Linked DNA regions of Mus musculus: region 1 is linked to region 2. A link is a loop called in an ENCODE intact Hi-C map of the cell type or tissue named here. Cell type or tissue: heart. All regions are shown on one strand.

Region 1 (8,000 bases), 190 kb after region 2:
GCTCTGTGATAGGTTGTCAGATTTATGATGCTCCATGGCCAAGTTAAACAAGTATCCCATACATTCTGCATCAATATTCTGAGATCTGAGACACTATGAATTCGAAAGGGGCATGTGTCTTATAATGAAAGAATTTTGTGAGCATGCCTGGAGAGATGGTCCAGTGGTTATACACTGCACAAGCATGAGAGCTGAAGTTCAGATTCTCAAGGCCGCATAACAAGCCTGGTATGGTCTCCTGTGCTCCTGTAATCCCAGCACTGTATTGGGCTATGACAGGAGAATCTCCCTGGATTGTTGGCCACCATCCTTGCTGCAGATTCAATGAAAGATCCTGCCTACAGAGAATAAGGCAGAGAGTGCTAGAACACCACACAAATATGCTCCTCTGACCTCCGTGCATACCTATTGGCACATGTGCATACACTCACTCACACAGGCGCAGAAAACAACTAAAGCGTAGCTTGTTAAATATAATAGTACATAATAGCTATAAATGTCAGCAATGTGCAACTTTGGATCAAGTAGATTTTGTTTATTCTTTTAGATAAACATGTTGTATACTAGGCTTTTCAAATATATTGCGTTATTTAGTTCACAGTTGGAAGTGAAATTCCTGTTTGATGTGTGAGGAGTCACAGTTAAATGATTTGTCATGAGACAAAAAGAATGTAGTACCTGTAGAGCGATTCAGTCCTAGGTCTTACCCTAGAGCTTGTGTTTATGTAGTTTGTGCTATAAAAGTACTCCATAGTTTTGTGTACTATGAATCGGGGAAAATATAGATTCCTTTTATGCTTTTACTTGGTTGATCCTTGCCATTATTCAAGCCTCATCCCTAATCTTAATAATTTTAAGTATTGTTGAATCATATCCAGAAGGAACAGTCAGCAAAATTAGTTATTCCAGTAAAGCATGGGTCTTCAGCCTGTCTGTCCTGCCATGTATGATGAGTGTCTGCAGCGTTTTGGTTTGTTGTGCGGTGGAGTCTGAAGCGTAGGTGTCATCCAGGAGGTGAGAACTGCTCAACGTCCTGCAGTCCCCGAGGAGGTCCTGTAGCTAAAGCTTTATCTGGCTCCCGATTCTAGTAGTGTTCCAGATGAGGAAGCCTGCACCTAAAGGATTGTGTGGTATCTCAGGGTATCTCTTAAACATGTCTGTTTCCCAAATAATAAAATAAAGTTTTTTCTTTCCCTCCTCCTCCTACTCTGTCTCCTCCATCTTCTTCTTCTATTATTATTATCATTATTATTATTATGTATGGGGATGTATGCATGTGTGTATGAGTTCTCATACCCATGCATAAGTATGTGGAAGAAAGAGCTAGACATATGTGCCTTTCTCTGTTGTCTTCCACCTTATTTAAGAAATTAGCACAAAAGAACTTGCAGTTTGCAGAATTAGGACTTCTGTGAACTGGGAGAGCTCCTCTGGAGTGTCCTCACATTTTATGTTCTGCTCTTATATCTACAAGGGCAGTAGAAGCTGTCTGCCACAGACAGTTGCTTAGATTATCTTTGTATTTATAACTTTCAATAACAAAAGAATTAAGGTTTATCCTCTTCAACATCCCCCTCACATTTAAGAAAGGTCTTAGTGTCCATTTTTGTTTTGTTTCTACCTTTTTATTCTATTTTAAAAGTGATGTGTTTATTATAGCAAATTTGAAAAATACAAAAAACAAAAGTGTAAAAGTAAATGTCTTACAGAACATCAGCCAGGTTGCATACTCTTTTTATTTAGAGAGCTGTATCATTGGTTTTCTAAAAGATTATTATTACATATACATATACAGTATTTGTACATATACAGCATTTGTTGTTTTATGTGTTCCATTTGCTTATTTGGATGTTGCTTGTTAGTGTAATAGATAAGGAGGCTAAATGTGTTTACTCACTTTTAAAAGGTGACGTATTTTGTTTGTATTGTTATTTTTGTTTTTTAGTTTGTCAAATTTGCAAATATTGAAGAAGATACACCGTCCTATCATAGACGTTATGACTTCTTTGTATCTCGATTCAGTGCCATGTGTCACTCCTGTCATAGTGATCCAGAAATACGAACCGAGTATGTACTGTTTTACCTCATGACTTACCTTAAGTGATTGATACAAGAAGTGACTGAATATTGTGCTGCTGTACTTCACAGTGACTACAAAAGGCATGAGAGATGCTCATGAAACAGCCTTCCATTGTTAGAACATACAGTATTCAACTGAATGTGCAAGATGAAAGTGGTTGAAATTCAGAGTCCTTATTCTCGTCCAGAGTGACCCATTTCCTCCTCTGCCTGTTTCAGTTCCTGTGATCCGCTTGCTGTCTCGGGATTACTCTGGGCATGGCCCTCTTCAGTCCATTCAGAAGCTATGTTCTCAGTCTAGCGTGTTCAGCTTTGTCCTCACTTCACTCAGGGTTCGCTCCTGGATGACTTCATTACTAACCTCACTCTTACCTACTGCTGAGCTACTTGTGGTTGTTCCTTATCTTTTCATTTTTATTCTGTTTTTGTTTTCTTGATATGGGGCCTCTCTATGTCATCCTAGTCACTCTAGACCTTGCTTTTTGCTTTGTAGACGAGGCTGGCATGAGCTCAGAGAGATCCTCTTGTCTCTGCTTGCTGAGTGCTGGGATTAAAGGTGTGCACCACCACTCCGAACCTTTTTCCCTTTCCTGTTCTCTTGGTAGAGAGCAGGACAGGAGGCCAGGGGTTTTTGTTCTGAGCACTGCTGTATTACTGAGCACTTTGACTAGTGACTAATGGTGTGTAGTTAAAAATAAAAGTAAAAATGATGCTGATAAACAATATTAGTGTGAGCATTACTGCCATCCTAATTCAGAGGTTATGTTAGTAATGGAGAACCGGTGTATTTTCTCTGAACTGCTTCAGAGTGTGCCCCCAGCAGGTGCACACAGTGAAAGCAGGCGTGAGACTTATGGGTCACTGGAGAAAGGATGCTGAGGAGACTTTATAGTCATTTTCTCCATGTGACTGGCCTGACTGTAATTTCTCCTCATTACAGTCCAGGCCATTTATTCACTATGTGATGTCTTAAACCTTCCTGGCCACCTCATCACTACTAAAATTTTATCTCCTAACAGACATTTTAAAATGCTTTTAATCATATAAGAAAATGTGTTTGAATAATTCAAACATGAAATTACCTTATCTTTAACTATTTATCGCCCCCTGGTGGAAAACCTTGTATTTTGAACATACTATTTATATCCAGAATTACTATTTTTTTACTGTATTTGCATAATTTCTCCTCCCCTCACTTCCCTCCAACCTTTTCTATCTTCCATCCCTCACTTCCCTCCAACCTTTTCTATCTTCCATCAAGTTCATGACATCTTTTTTCTTTAATTATGATTATTTTATATTTGTGTGGGAGTGCATATGTGTGTGTGTGTATGTTTGTGTGTGTGTGTTTAAATGTATAAATACAACCCACTGAGTCCATTTAATGTTTATATGTCTATTTTTTTATGGTTGACCAATTAGGGGTCATTTATCAGCACAAGTTTCTGAAGTTAAAATTGCCAAGTTTTCATTTGAATCACTGTTAAAACAATGTTTCAATTAAAATGCTTGAAGATACAAGTTGCAATTTTTTTCCTTGAGTAAAAGTCAATTCAGTTTTCTTCAGTTTATTTAAATTTCTTTTCAGGTTCCAACTTAGATTCTTATTTTTTATCCTTTTACACTTTAGTAAAATACAAGTCCTGCAGAACCTTCAGGCTTGGACAGTCAGAGATGAGTCTAGAAATTATTCTCCTATTCCCTTCCCTATCCACCCAACTTTAGTTTCTTTCTCAAAAACAAATAAAAACCCAGTACAATAATGTTTCTCCAAACCAAACCAAGAATACAAAATAAAGCAATAATTCACCAACTGTAAACAAATGTAAATGTGTAGGATCTCAAGCGCATGGGCATTTGTGCACGCACACACAGACTTTTACTATGGAGTCCATTATATGGTGTTCATCTACTTCTGTCCTGGAGGGGTTGCTATACTCAGTGTCACACTCTGTTGGATTTTCTCAGTGACGATTCATTTGTTAGTCTTACCTTAGTAGCTAGGTTTTTATCCATCCATCCATCCATCCATCCATCTATTTTTGTTTGTTTTTTACTTATTCATTTTATATTCTGCTCACTACCCCCTCCCATAATCTTTCCCCCCTCCCCTTCTCCCCTGAGCAGGTGGAGGCCCCCCTGGGTATCCCCCAACCCTAGCATTTCAAGTCCCTGAGGCTAGGTGCTTCCTCTCTCACTGAGGCTAGACAAGGCAGCCCAACTAGAAGAGCATATCCTATATACAAGCAACAGCTTTTGGGATAGCATCTGCTCTAGTTGTTCAGGACCCAAATGAAGATCAAGCTGTACATCTGTTATATATGTGAGGGAAGGCCTAGGCCCAGCCCATGTATATTCTTTGGTTGGTGGTTCAGTCTCTTAGAGCCCCAAGGGTCCAGGTTAGTGGTCTTCCTGTGGAGTCTCTTTCCCTTTAGGACTGCAATCCTTACTTCTATTCTTCCATAAAAGTCCCCAAGCTCCATCTTCTGACTGTGGGTATCTGTATCTGTCTGATCTGTCAGTTGGTGGGTCTGGACTCTCAGGATAGCCATGTTAGATTCATGTCTTGTAAACAAAACAGAGTATCATTAATCATCGAGATTGGTACTTGCCCATGGGATGGGTTGGGCAGTTATTTGTTAGCTACCCCCTCATTCTGTGTTCCATCCCTAATCCCTGCAGTTCTTGTAGACTAGATAAGTTTTGGATCGAAAGTTTTGTGAATGGGTTGGTGTCCCTGTCCCTCCACTGGGGTTCCTGCCTGGCCACAGGAGGCAGCCTCCCCAGGCTCCCTATCCCCAATGCTGTGAGTCACAGCTAAGGACACCCCAGTTGATTCTTGGGCACCTCCCCTATCTGCCCATCCATTTTAAAAAATAAATTAAAATATAAACTAAAACAAAAAGAAACATGTCAAAGTTGTACAAAATACACCAACAGAAGGAAAAGAGCCTAAGAGATGGCTCAAGAATCAGAGACTCACTGGAAGCCATAATACATAGGCGTAGGACCTGGGATAGCTCCATGCAGGCCCCATGCTTGCTGCATGAGTCTCTGAGGTCATTTGAGCTTTGCTCAGTTGATTTAGAAGGACATGTTTTCTTGGTATCCTCTACCCCTCTGGCTCTTCCACTCTTTCCACTTCTTCTCAGGGATTTCTGAACTTTGAGGGGAGGGATTTGATGGAGACATCACATTTAAGGCTGACTATTCTAAAGACTTTCACTCTTTCCATAATGTCTGGCTGAGGTCTCTATTGTTCTCATCTGCTTCATGAGAAAGCTGCTCTGATGCTAGGTGAACACGGGGCTGGTCTGCAGGTAGAGCAGAATAGCATTGGGAATCATCTTATCACTACATTTGGCTTTCTTTTTTAGACCAGTATTATTTAGTTTTATCTTAGGTGACTGAGGTATCTAGTCTTAAGTTCTTGGTCACTCAAGTAGTGTTGGGTGTGGGTTCCATCTCCTAGAGTGGACTTTAAGTCATATCAGACATTGGTTGGCCACTCCCACAAGCTTTGTGACACCATTGCTCTAACATATCTTGCAGGAAGTACACCAAATCATTTGTGGCTGTATTAAGATTTTCTTGTATTTCTTTACAGAAATAGTTAATACTTGTAAATTTATACATCATAGTCTGTTTTCTCTAAGAACCTGCAGCTATAAGAGCATTATAGTGACTGACACACAAATAGCTAATGCTTGTTGACTGTTTACTGTGAGCAAGTTCTTGTTCAGCTTATCACTCAACTGTTCACAGCACCCTTAAAGCATATATGATACAAATTTATTCATGTGGAAACTAAATCGTCTTGGTGACCGAGACTAGATAGATTATACTGGTCAGGACAGGCCTTAGAGCTGGATTAGGTGCTGGCTGTGTAGCTGAAGTGGCTCATAAAGGTCACCAGCATGCACCCTCTGCCTTACAGCAGGTCACCACCGTCTCCTGCTCCACTTAAGCTCCTGTCCTTTCGATAACTTGTGCTTGTCTTCCTCCCCAGGGAATAGCAGATATGTAGAGCAGACACCCTCTGTAGTGCTGTTCGATTTTCACTCTTGTGATCAGTAGTTTAGAAAGAAGCGTGTATAGGCAGAGCTTTGAAATAGGCAGAAGTTGTCTTAAATCTTCCATTCCATTTCCCATTGGTGTCTTATTTCTGTCATCCCCATTCTCCCTACCTGTTGCTCTTGAATTGTTCACTGTACCCACATGGGTGTGTAACACATTACCACTTCCTTCTCAACATTTTCTATTCTTTAAATCTGTTACAGCAGTGTTAGGTGAGCAGAACAGAATTCCAATTGCTATTCAAATGGTGGAAAGGAAGGAAAGAATTGAGAGTAGGACAGAAGGAGGTAATTTGAGCAGAAGTTACCTTGTAAGAGACATGGGCTGGCAGCTAACTCTTCTTGAGACTTTGTCCATCTGCAGTCTGTGCAAACTTCATCACTTCTCTTCAGTCTTTTTTTTCCCCTAGGAGAATGAAGGCAGTGAGGGAACTGGGGCTTCTGTGTTGTGATAGGACGTTAGGGCAGCACTGATGAACTACAGTGCTGTGAGCTGTCAATAGAAAGCTGTCTTTCTAAGGGAACAGTGGGCAGAGTATATAGAAGTACAGTGCCACCAGGAACTGGGAGCTCCTCCCTTGGCTCTGGGGCTTCACAATGGCTTATGTTAGAGAAAGCTATGCTTTTGGCTGCTTTTTATTAACACATATTACATGTACTAACCTTCCTGTAGATTACTGCCTTTGAACTTACTGATGTATAAAGATGATGGCTAAACCACCTTTTGAAATGTATCTCTTTCCACCTTAGACTTTTGAAATTCCCATTTCATACCTATATTGTATATAATTTTAAAACATTTTACGGTTGAGAGAGCAATATCAACATACATTCTTTTAGGTAGATAAACAGACTTGTTTAAATAACCTGTTTTCATGGGTCTTTCTTTTCCCATCCTTATAGGATTCGCATTGCTGGAATAAGAGGCATTCAAGGTGTGGTTCGCAAAACAGTTAATGATGAACTTCGGGCTACCATTTGGGAACCACAGCATATGGATAAGATTGTTCCATCCCTTTTGTTTAACATGCAGAAGATAGAAGAAGTTGACAGGTATTGTATACTAAAGTTGAGTCTGCAGAGATGGTTCAGAATTTAAAAGGGCATACTGTTCTTGCAGAAGATCAGAGTTCTCTTCTAGATACCTGATTTGGACAGCTTGGAGTTGCCTTAACTAAAGTTCTTAGTAGATCCATTGCTCCCCATGCACACCTGCATTCTCATGCACATACCCATACACACACACATGCACACGCACACACACACATGCACACACGCACACACAGACATTTACATGACATTAAAAATCTCTTTTCAGAAAGATCCTGAAGTACCAAAGTTGAATCAGGATCAAGTTGACCATCTAAACAGTCCCATATCCCCTAAAGAAATAGAAGCAGTTATTAATAGTCTCCCAGCCAAAAAAAGCCCAGGACCAGATGGGTTTAGTGCAGAGTTCTATCAGCCCTTCAAAGAAGACCTAATTCCAGTTCTTCACAAACTATTCCACAAAATAGAAACGCAAGGTACTCTACCCAACTCATTCTATGAAGCCACAATTACTCTGATACCTAAACCACAAAAAGACCCAACAAAGATAGAGAACTTCAGACCAATTTCCCTTATGAATATCGATGCAAAAATCCTCAATGAAGTTCTTGCTAACCGAATCCAAGAACACATCAAAACCATCATCCATCCTAACCAAGTAGGTTTCATCCCAGGGATGCAGAGATGGTTTAATATACGGAAATCTATCAACGTAATCCAGTATATAAACAAACTCAAAGACAAAAACCACATGATCATCTCGTTAGATGCTGAGAAAGCATTTGACAAAATCCA
Region 2 (8,000 bases):
TGAGCAGGTAATTAACCTAGGGTTGACCTCTGACCTCTTCTAGAAATGACCACATGCCTCATGCCTGACTGATGATCATGGGCCTCATGTTATTGTTCACAGTGTATGTCCCAAGGATACACATCTGATTCACATCACAACAGATGTAAACATTACTCAGAATTCTTGAGAAGTTTCTGTCCTCTTCTCTCCTCCATCCTTCCTTTTCTTCTTCCACTTCTCCCCCCTCACTATTTCTTTCTCTGACTGTCTCTCTGTGTGCATGTATACCTGTTTCTCTGTGTGTCTCTCTCTCTGCCGCTCTCTGTCTCTGTCTCTTTATCAATGCCCCCTCCTCTGGTGCCTGAATAACAGACTAAGCATGGCATAGTAGATCCTCAGTAAGCCCACAGAAACCAACAAGAAAGAGAATGAAACCACAACATACAGATATTTCACAGTAGTAAACTCTGAACCTCTAGATGCAATCCAGTTCAAAACCAGAAACTTTCAAACTTGTCTGGTTTTGTGCAAATCTATTTAAATTGAGTTTTTTCCACATGCATCAATGAGTCCTACTAATACAAACTGACATTGGAAATAATTTGAGCTTTATTTGAACATATACCTAGGCTGCCAACTAGTAACTCATGAGTCATAGAAAGGAGGGGGTTCCAGACCTCTGGAACAGAGGACTTACATAAACTGTGCAAGCCATCAGGACCCAGACAACTAGATTGAGTTTCCAGGAGATACCAACTTCTAGCCAGAAACTAGAGTGCCACCCATTGAATGAAAGGGGTCAGTGCCTCCAATGGTATCATATCCCAGAGGCAAAAGGGACTACAACACAAAGTTTAGCCCTGCCTTATGCATACCATGCTCATGACCAGGAAGACAGCAGCAGATGGTTATATACTTTCTTTCCCTACTCAGTTCCTAAATTCCAGTGTTTCCTTAACTTTCTAGGAGTTTTCAACACACAGACTCCTAGATTTTGGCTTACAATATTTCAAATAAGAAAAGTTTTCATCAGAATATTTTATGGATTCCTATTTGCATGTACTTGCTTTCAAAAGTATCATTGACTTTTAAAACAATTTTTTAAAAAGTAGTTAGGATAGTACAAAACTTAAATTCTATAAGGTTGATCACAATAACATTTACTTGAATTTAAAAAGTTGTCAGTCATCATTCTAAGTTATAACATAATTATCCAAACCAAAACTAATATTTCATGTATCAATTTGATCAACAAATAGAAGTGATCAGAAGGCCAGCCAGCATGGAACATTCTCTCCTTGGGATGTCCATCAGACTAGCTGAACAATGTGTTAGATCTGGAAAGATTATTGTTCTCATCCTAGGAGCCATTGAGGCTGATGGGTCTGATAAGAGCAGGCATTGGAATATTCATTCCAGCTCAACTGTTAGAAAACTGTATCCCTTGCCACACCCCAACTAACCCTGCAGGAGCAGGACCTCCTTACCTTAATGAGGGCCTTGAACTAAGTCTCCTTGGATCCTTTCAAGTTTCAGTGCAGGAGATTGTTTATGCCTTTGCATGTACTGAATTTCCCCTACCTGTCTTATTTATAATCTCCTGTTATTTATCATAAGAAATAACCAGTGTGTTAAAGTGCAATGAAAAACTTCAAAATGAGATTTTTCAAACTATAATGTTCTACCCAAGTACTCATCAATAACAATCCTGCCTTGTGGAATCAGTGGCAAGGTCCATCATCCCTTTCCAAATCCAATCTGTGTACTGAAGAGCAATCTATGCTTTTCAAACAGTAGTTTTGACTCTTTTTAGGTTCTGACCCAATTTCCTTTTCCCATTGTTAACATGTATGTGGAGTTGTCTAGACTGGACTCTGTCTATCTACCAGAATATCCTATGACAATTAAAATGCCCCCTTCACAGAGAGCCCCAAGTAAAGGTTTTCTCAAGTCTTACAAAAAATCACAAGGTTTAAGGTTTCCCAATTCTTTTCATTAAAACCCTGGGCCAAACATTTCTGATTCATTCTTGAATCCACTAACACATTGCTAATCTAAGCAGGCAGATCAGTGCTGTTCAAAGATGGCTCACAATACATTACAGACAAAAGCTAGGAGTAAATGGTCAAAGATGCATGCACACACACACACACACACACACACACACATGTGTGTGCATGCACACATAGTCCTAGCACATAAATGTATTTCTAGGGATCCTTTTGTATGCAAAGGTATTACTCCACTGAGGTGAGGATGGGTAAATGAGTCCTTTACTGCAAGTAGTTTGAAAAGCACTGATAAGAGACCCACACCTAATTGTAACATGACTGATCATTTTCATATGGTGATACAAATATGATGCCCAACTAACTCAATATCTCTTCATTGGATATTGTGTAACGTTATAGGAAGTGTGAGTTTAGACTGCATGGTTTAAAATCCTATTTCTGTACTTACCAACTCAGTGACTTTATCCAAATTCTTTATTCTTTGTGTGTTGGAAAAAAAATAGGTACAATAAAACCCAGCTCCTGTGAACATGATACTCATTCTCATGTATATAACACAGAAAAAGAGAAACTAGAGAGAGGGTATACTGCATGTGGAGTAAAGTACAAAAATACCTGTGATGAGTAGAGGGTTGTATGCAGAATGCTAAGACCTATGCCTTACAGGCACAAAGAATATATTTCAGGAAGGGTCTGAAAAACAAGTGAAATAGATAGGACAAGTCCAGATGCTAGACAGCTTCCAAAGCATTCATAGAGGTTTCCAGATTCAAAGAAATAGTGTCCCAGGTACCCATTTAGAACCAGTGTCGCACTGCAGTCTGTGGATGCCATGTATGTCTTTGCTACTCTTCCTGTTCCTGGGATAAAATACTCAGGCAAATGGGACTTAAGGAAAAAAGGTTTTATTTGGCTCATAGTTCTAGGATACAGTCCATCATGTTAGATAAACTATAGGAGCTGGAGCTTGACATCACACCCACAGCCAGAAGTACAGAGTAATGACTGCTTGTACTCAGCTTGCTTCCTCAGTTTTTATACAATCTAGAATCCCAGCCTAGGGAATGGTGCTACCCGAAGTGGGTATGTATTCCCATCTTATTTACCCTAATCAAGATAATCCACCACAGGCATATTTCCAGGTGATTCTAAATCTCACCAATTTGACAACTGGTACTAACCACTACAGTGTATATAATTCTAGGTGACGGTGGCAGGCACCATCCACTCTGACTAGATGATGGTAGAGAGTTCCTACAGCCTCACTGAATATCTGTTGTGCATAATATGGTGATCCAAGTAGTTTTTCCAGAGCCTAGGAGAAGTATTCATGGGGCACATTTCCTATTATCTCTGCCCAATACCACCCTTATCTCTTGCTTTACTCACCTTTTATTCCTTGCTTTAGATCTCTTCCTTGAAGACCTTTAGCGGGTCTATGAACTGGGTTTATTTACTCAATTATTTAAAACTCTTTCACTGAATGCCCAAGAGTGTGCTAAGTACACAGTAATAGCCTTCCAGCATCACATGGTCACCTACATCATAACATCTATTACATCATTTTGTGATGACATACCTACTAGCATGTCTCTTCTACTAGACTGTCAGAACCTTGAAATCAAAGTCTCTATTAAATCATGCATATGTGTCTACTTACATATGCACGTGCCTGCATTCCCAACACTAAGAAGCAGGAAGGTCATAAATTTGAGTCCAACTTGGGCAACACAGTGAATTGGAGGTTATCCTTGCTACCTAGCAAGACACTATCTAAGTGGGTCGGGGGGAGCAAGGAAAACCTGTCCTTTGGAACAAAGCCTGCAATGTAGATGTTCATTAAATGTCAGCTGTTTGGTGTAGGATAAATAAGATTAACAAGTAAATAATATATTTGCACAATCCATCCTATGAAATACATGTAGATGGCTAATAAGGAGTTGACCGAGGTAGAGGAAAACAGGTGTGGGAGCAAATTCATAGTCACTGCCATATCACCATTTTGGATGTAGATATTTCAGATTTGGTGATGTGTTGCAATGTTATTTTAAATTCTTTAGGTGTTCTAATGGACAAAGGGTCTTGTTTCTACATATAAGGCAACCCCCAGTCTCACAGCAGAAGTTCTCAGAGGGACCCAGTAGAAAATAGACTATGATTAAGTCTGATTATTAAAATATAAAAATGATGGGGGGAGGGAGAATGAGGCCTTTTGGATATGAGAAACTAGTCCCATATTCATTACCCACCAGTTGTTGTCATATCTGTCTAATTCCCTTACCAGCAGAAGAACAGCAGCAGAATGTGGCAAATATGTGTGATATAAAGACTGAATGAAGTCATAACTGAGAGGGCTCTGCTTGGTGCCTGGTTCATAGTAAGTCCTCGATTCATGATGGCTTTAATGTCAAAGAGAAAACGTGAGATACAAGGCAGGAAGAGAGGAAGTAGCAGAGGAACACTGATTGAGGCTAGGGAGCTGTGTGGGCTGAATAATATTCTCTATATCCATGGGCCTTGCACATGCTGGTCACGGAAAAAAAAAAACAGTTCAACATGTATTAATCTTTCTCTTCTGCCTAGTATAACTTACAAGATGTCAATCCTGAGGCTGAGGTCTCCAGAGCAAAGAGACAAACGCTGAAGTTCTGAGACAGAAACAAGGGCACCACCTACTGCCCAGAATAAACATTGCCCTTGCTTGCCTCCTGCAAGCTAATCCTTTGCAATACATCTGAATTGGCACTAGGGCCATGAGCAGGTGTGGAAAAGGTCACTAGCAGGAAGATGCCTTGCAGAACATCCCCCTCTAAAACACTCTCCTCCTTCTCTCCCTCTCCCTACGCATCCTAGATGGCAACTAATGGTGCTGATTGTTCGGCAGATTCAATTGCCTCTGCACACTTGTACTCTGCAGATTAAGAGCTCGAGATGGGAGTTACAGAAATTGGCTCACAGATGATCGAGCTCTGCTTCCAGTCCCCTCTCCATCTGCTTGCCTAGCCCTGTCCTTGCACAGTGTGATTGATAGGCATCCTGGGTTGCTCTCCCTTCTGGGGTTGCACTACCTAGCTCCTACCATCCCTTTTTTCTGGTGCAATTCCATTTTTTTCTTTTGTATTCTCATTCCATTTTTACCTTTTTTTTCCTTTTAAACCAATGTTCAGTGCCATAGTATGAGCACCAGGATCCAAGGAAGGCTTAGTATTTGCTACTGTCTGAAACCCCTCATTCTTGCTTGTGAGATAACTCATGTCTACTCATTTTGAGAGATTCATCACAGAGTTATACCTCCTAAGAATGACTCTTCAGTCATCCCACACCCTATATAGGTTCAGGACTCCCTTACTTTTGCATGTTTCTGCTTTGGAATTGTTCATGTCCATTGTTCATCCATAGGCTGTGGTCTCTGGAACTCTCCTGGGATATCTGTATTATTTATCCTTTTATATGGCATAAAACTACCACCATTACTGTTGGCAGTGTAATAGAATTGATCCGTTTATTACATCATTGATAAGCCAGTGCATTAGTAGAGCAGCCTATTGTAATCATGACTCTGACACTCACTAGTGGGTGCGTGACTTCTGGCCAGTCTCTGTATATGTGATGAATATTCCTCCTCAGAAAAATCGAAGTACACACATATGTTTCTAGAGACACAGAGAGATGAATAAAACAAAGCAGATGCTGTCCTAAGGTGACCTAAGGCTTAATGTGACAGGAGACATAAAATAAATAAGGAGTGGATTACAACACAGGATGATTTCTGAAGCATAGAGTATGAACTTCTATATCAATCTGGATTGTGGATTTGACAAATAAACATGCAAAATGACAGCAATGAGTGGGTGTAAGACAATAAGAGCAAGGTAGGAGGCACTAGAATAGTTATTGTGTGAGGAAGGGTGGTCCAAAAATGCTCTGCCATTGGTAAATAAGAGAAAAGGCCACCCTGACCTGTTACATGGGTTAGCAGTCCTACTGTAGGAAGATGTAATCTTCCTGCACAATTTCTCTTGTATTTGCTTTCCTGGGAAGAGAATATACAAGGTCCCTGCCAAGTGCACACACTATATCTTGAAGCAGCTTCGACCTTCTACATTTGACATCTTTCTGCATGCTCACTGAGCTGAGTACCTAATCAGATACTTGTAGTTCTTCTCTCTCTCTCTCTCTCTCTCTCTCTCTCTCTCTCTCTCTCACTTGACTGGAGAGATTGACAAATATGTTTCTTGCTTCTTCTCTTCTGACCTCTATGATCATCACTTTAGAACCTGAAGATAATTTCCGTATAACAGAGGGTGATCCAAGAGCAGCGGGAGCCAGTGATAAAGAGACATCATCAAATTCCCATTGTAATTTTGAAAAGGTCATTCCAGCTGCAGCATGAGCAGCGTGTTGGAGGGAACAAGCTGAACAGAGGAAACTGTTAAAAATGCTGTTGCATGAAGCCAGTGCGTGACAACAGTGGCCTACACTCAAGTAACAACAGTGAGTATAGGCAGAAATAGGGTGGCAGAGTCAATTGATCTTAGCAACTAATTAGTGTGGGTCCCTGTGGAAGAGGGAGGGTTCTTCAGCTTAAGTTCTGGCTGTCGCGTTGGCAACTAGAGTTTGCTGATGCCATTGTCTGTTACAGACAAAAGGAGCTTAAATGGGGTAGGAAATGATGATGTGGTTTTGCCATGTCACAGCTACAATTTGTTAGAGGGCAATCAATGAGGAAATGAGGAAATCTGTGGTTTATGTAGTGGAAAACATAAAATGTGCTAGTTAAATAGGAGATGTTTTATTCCAGGACACAATTAGTATATGTTTGGGACTGATGGTGGATCCAAAAGATGCTGGAGGCATGTACTTTAGAGTATGCTAAAATTAAAGGGAATGCAATTAGCATGGGGTACGTGTGAAGTCTTGGAATGCTTGTTGGACAACGTGAAAGGTAGTTTTCCTGTGAGTGCCATAGAAAGTGTGGTTGAAAGAGTTCCTGGGGCTTCTGTTGACACCCAGGAAGGGACTTTATCGATGCTGAATCAAGTTATGCATATGAAACAAAAGAATAATGCTTAACTTGTATTCCGAAGACTGTGGTTGTCCAGAGTAAGCATTCCCAACGTGTTTATTGCTTTCTGCTACTCTTCTTGAGTTCCTGCCCATCTAACTTATGCAAAGGAAATAACCAGGTTCACCAATCACATCCCATGGCAGCTGATCACAATGTCACAGTTCTTTGAATCCCAGTTACAGAAGGAAAGCATAATGAACTGAACATGGGTAACATCATAATTTATGATGTTGAAAACGGAACATCATAAATGTGCTAAATTAAATGCAAATGACTTACAGGTATGCAAATGCCACAAAAATGCAGTATCACTCTCCAAGCTTGTTTCTATTCTGTCCTGGATTCCAGACCTTAGCCAGTGGATCAGGACACAGTTTGATCCAGACCCTTATTCATTTCCACTGTTTTCCTGAGCTTATGCAACCTGCCTTCCTGCTTCCATGATGCTCTAACTTCAGCTGCCTCTGATGCAGTCCTGAAAGCTACACTTTCTTCAACTGGAAAAAGAAATTATATTCTTGCTTATAAACCCCTAGGTTATCACTGATGCAGCATTCCTTTCATTATGCATTGTTTCTTTGCCTTACATTAAAAATATGAATATAGATAGATGATATGTAGATAGATAGATAGATAGATAGATAGATAGATAGATAGATAGTCAGCTCCTTGTATCAGTGGAAGATGCACATATGAATTCCACCTATGAATAATAGGAAATATTTTTAAATATGCTATCTATACTGAACAACATAACTGTGTTTTCTTCCCATCACTTCCAAAATAATGCAATATAAAAACCATCTGCAGTCTACCAGGTATCATAAATGATCTGGAGATAATTTAACATACCCAGAGTATACTCATGTGTTGAATGTTCAAACACTGCCATTATTATAGAAGAGACTTGAGCCTCTGTAAATGTTAGTACATATGAG

What was found. A loop is a pair of places that touch in the nucleus more often than their neighbours do. Peaks named below come from ENCODE experiments on the same cell type or tissue, not always from the same donor. Only the 100,000 strongest peaks of a DNase experiment are listed, where the experiment ranks them.
Region 1: it touches region 2 in a loop (2.8-fold over the local background); 2 of 42 quality-filtered maps call a loop at or near these places.

What each region holds. Positions count from the first base shown.
Region 1 is chr15:65,822,669-65,830,668 of GRCm38, forward strand. It overlaps Efr3a (EFR3 homolog A), which reads left to right. Exons shown (of 23, transcript NM_133766.4): 5 at 1,946-2,067; 6 at 7,059-7,208. Among named protein-coding and RNA genes, the nearest start is that of Gm41338, 39 kb to the left of the region's middle. In heart, CTCF peaks have their summits at 3,174 (motif pointing left) and 3,381; no DNase peak of the experiment used is centred here.
Region 2 is chr15:65,633,025-65,641,024 of GRCm38, forward strand. No RefSeq gene overlaps it. Among named protein-coding and RNA genes, the nearest start is that of Gm23907, 58 kb to the right of the region's middle. In heart, a CTCF peak has its summit at 4,694 (motif pointing left); no DNase peak of the experiment used is centred here.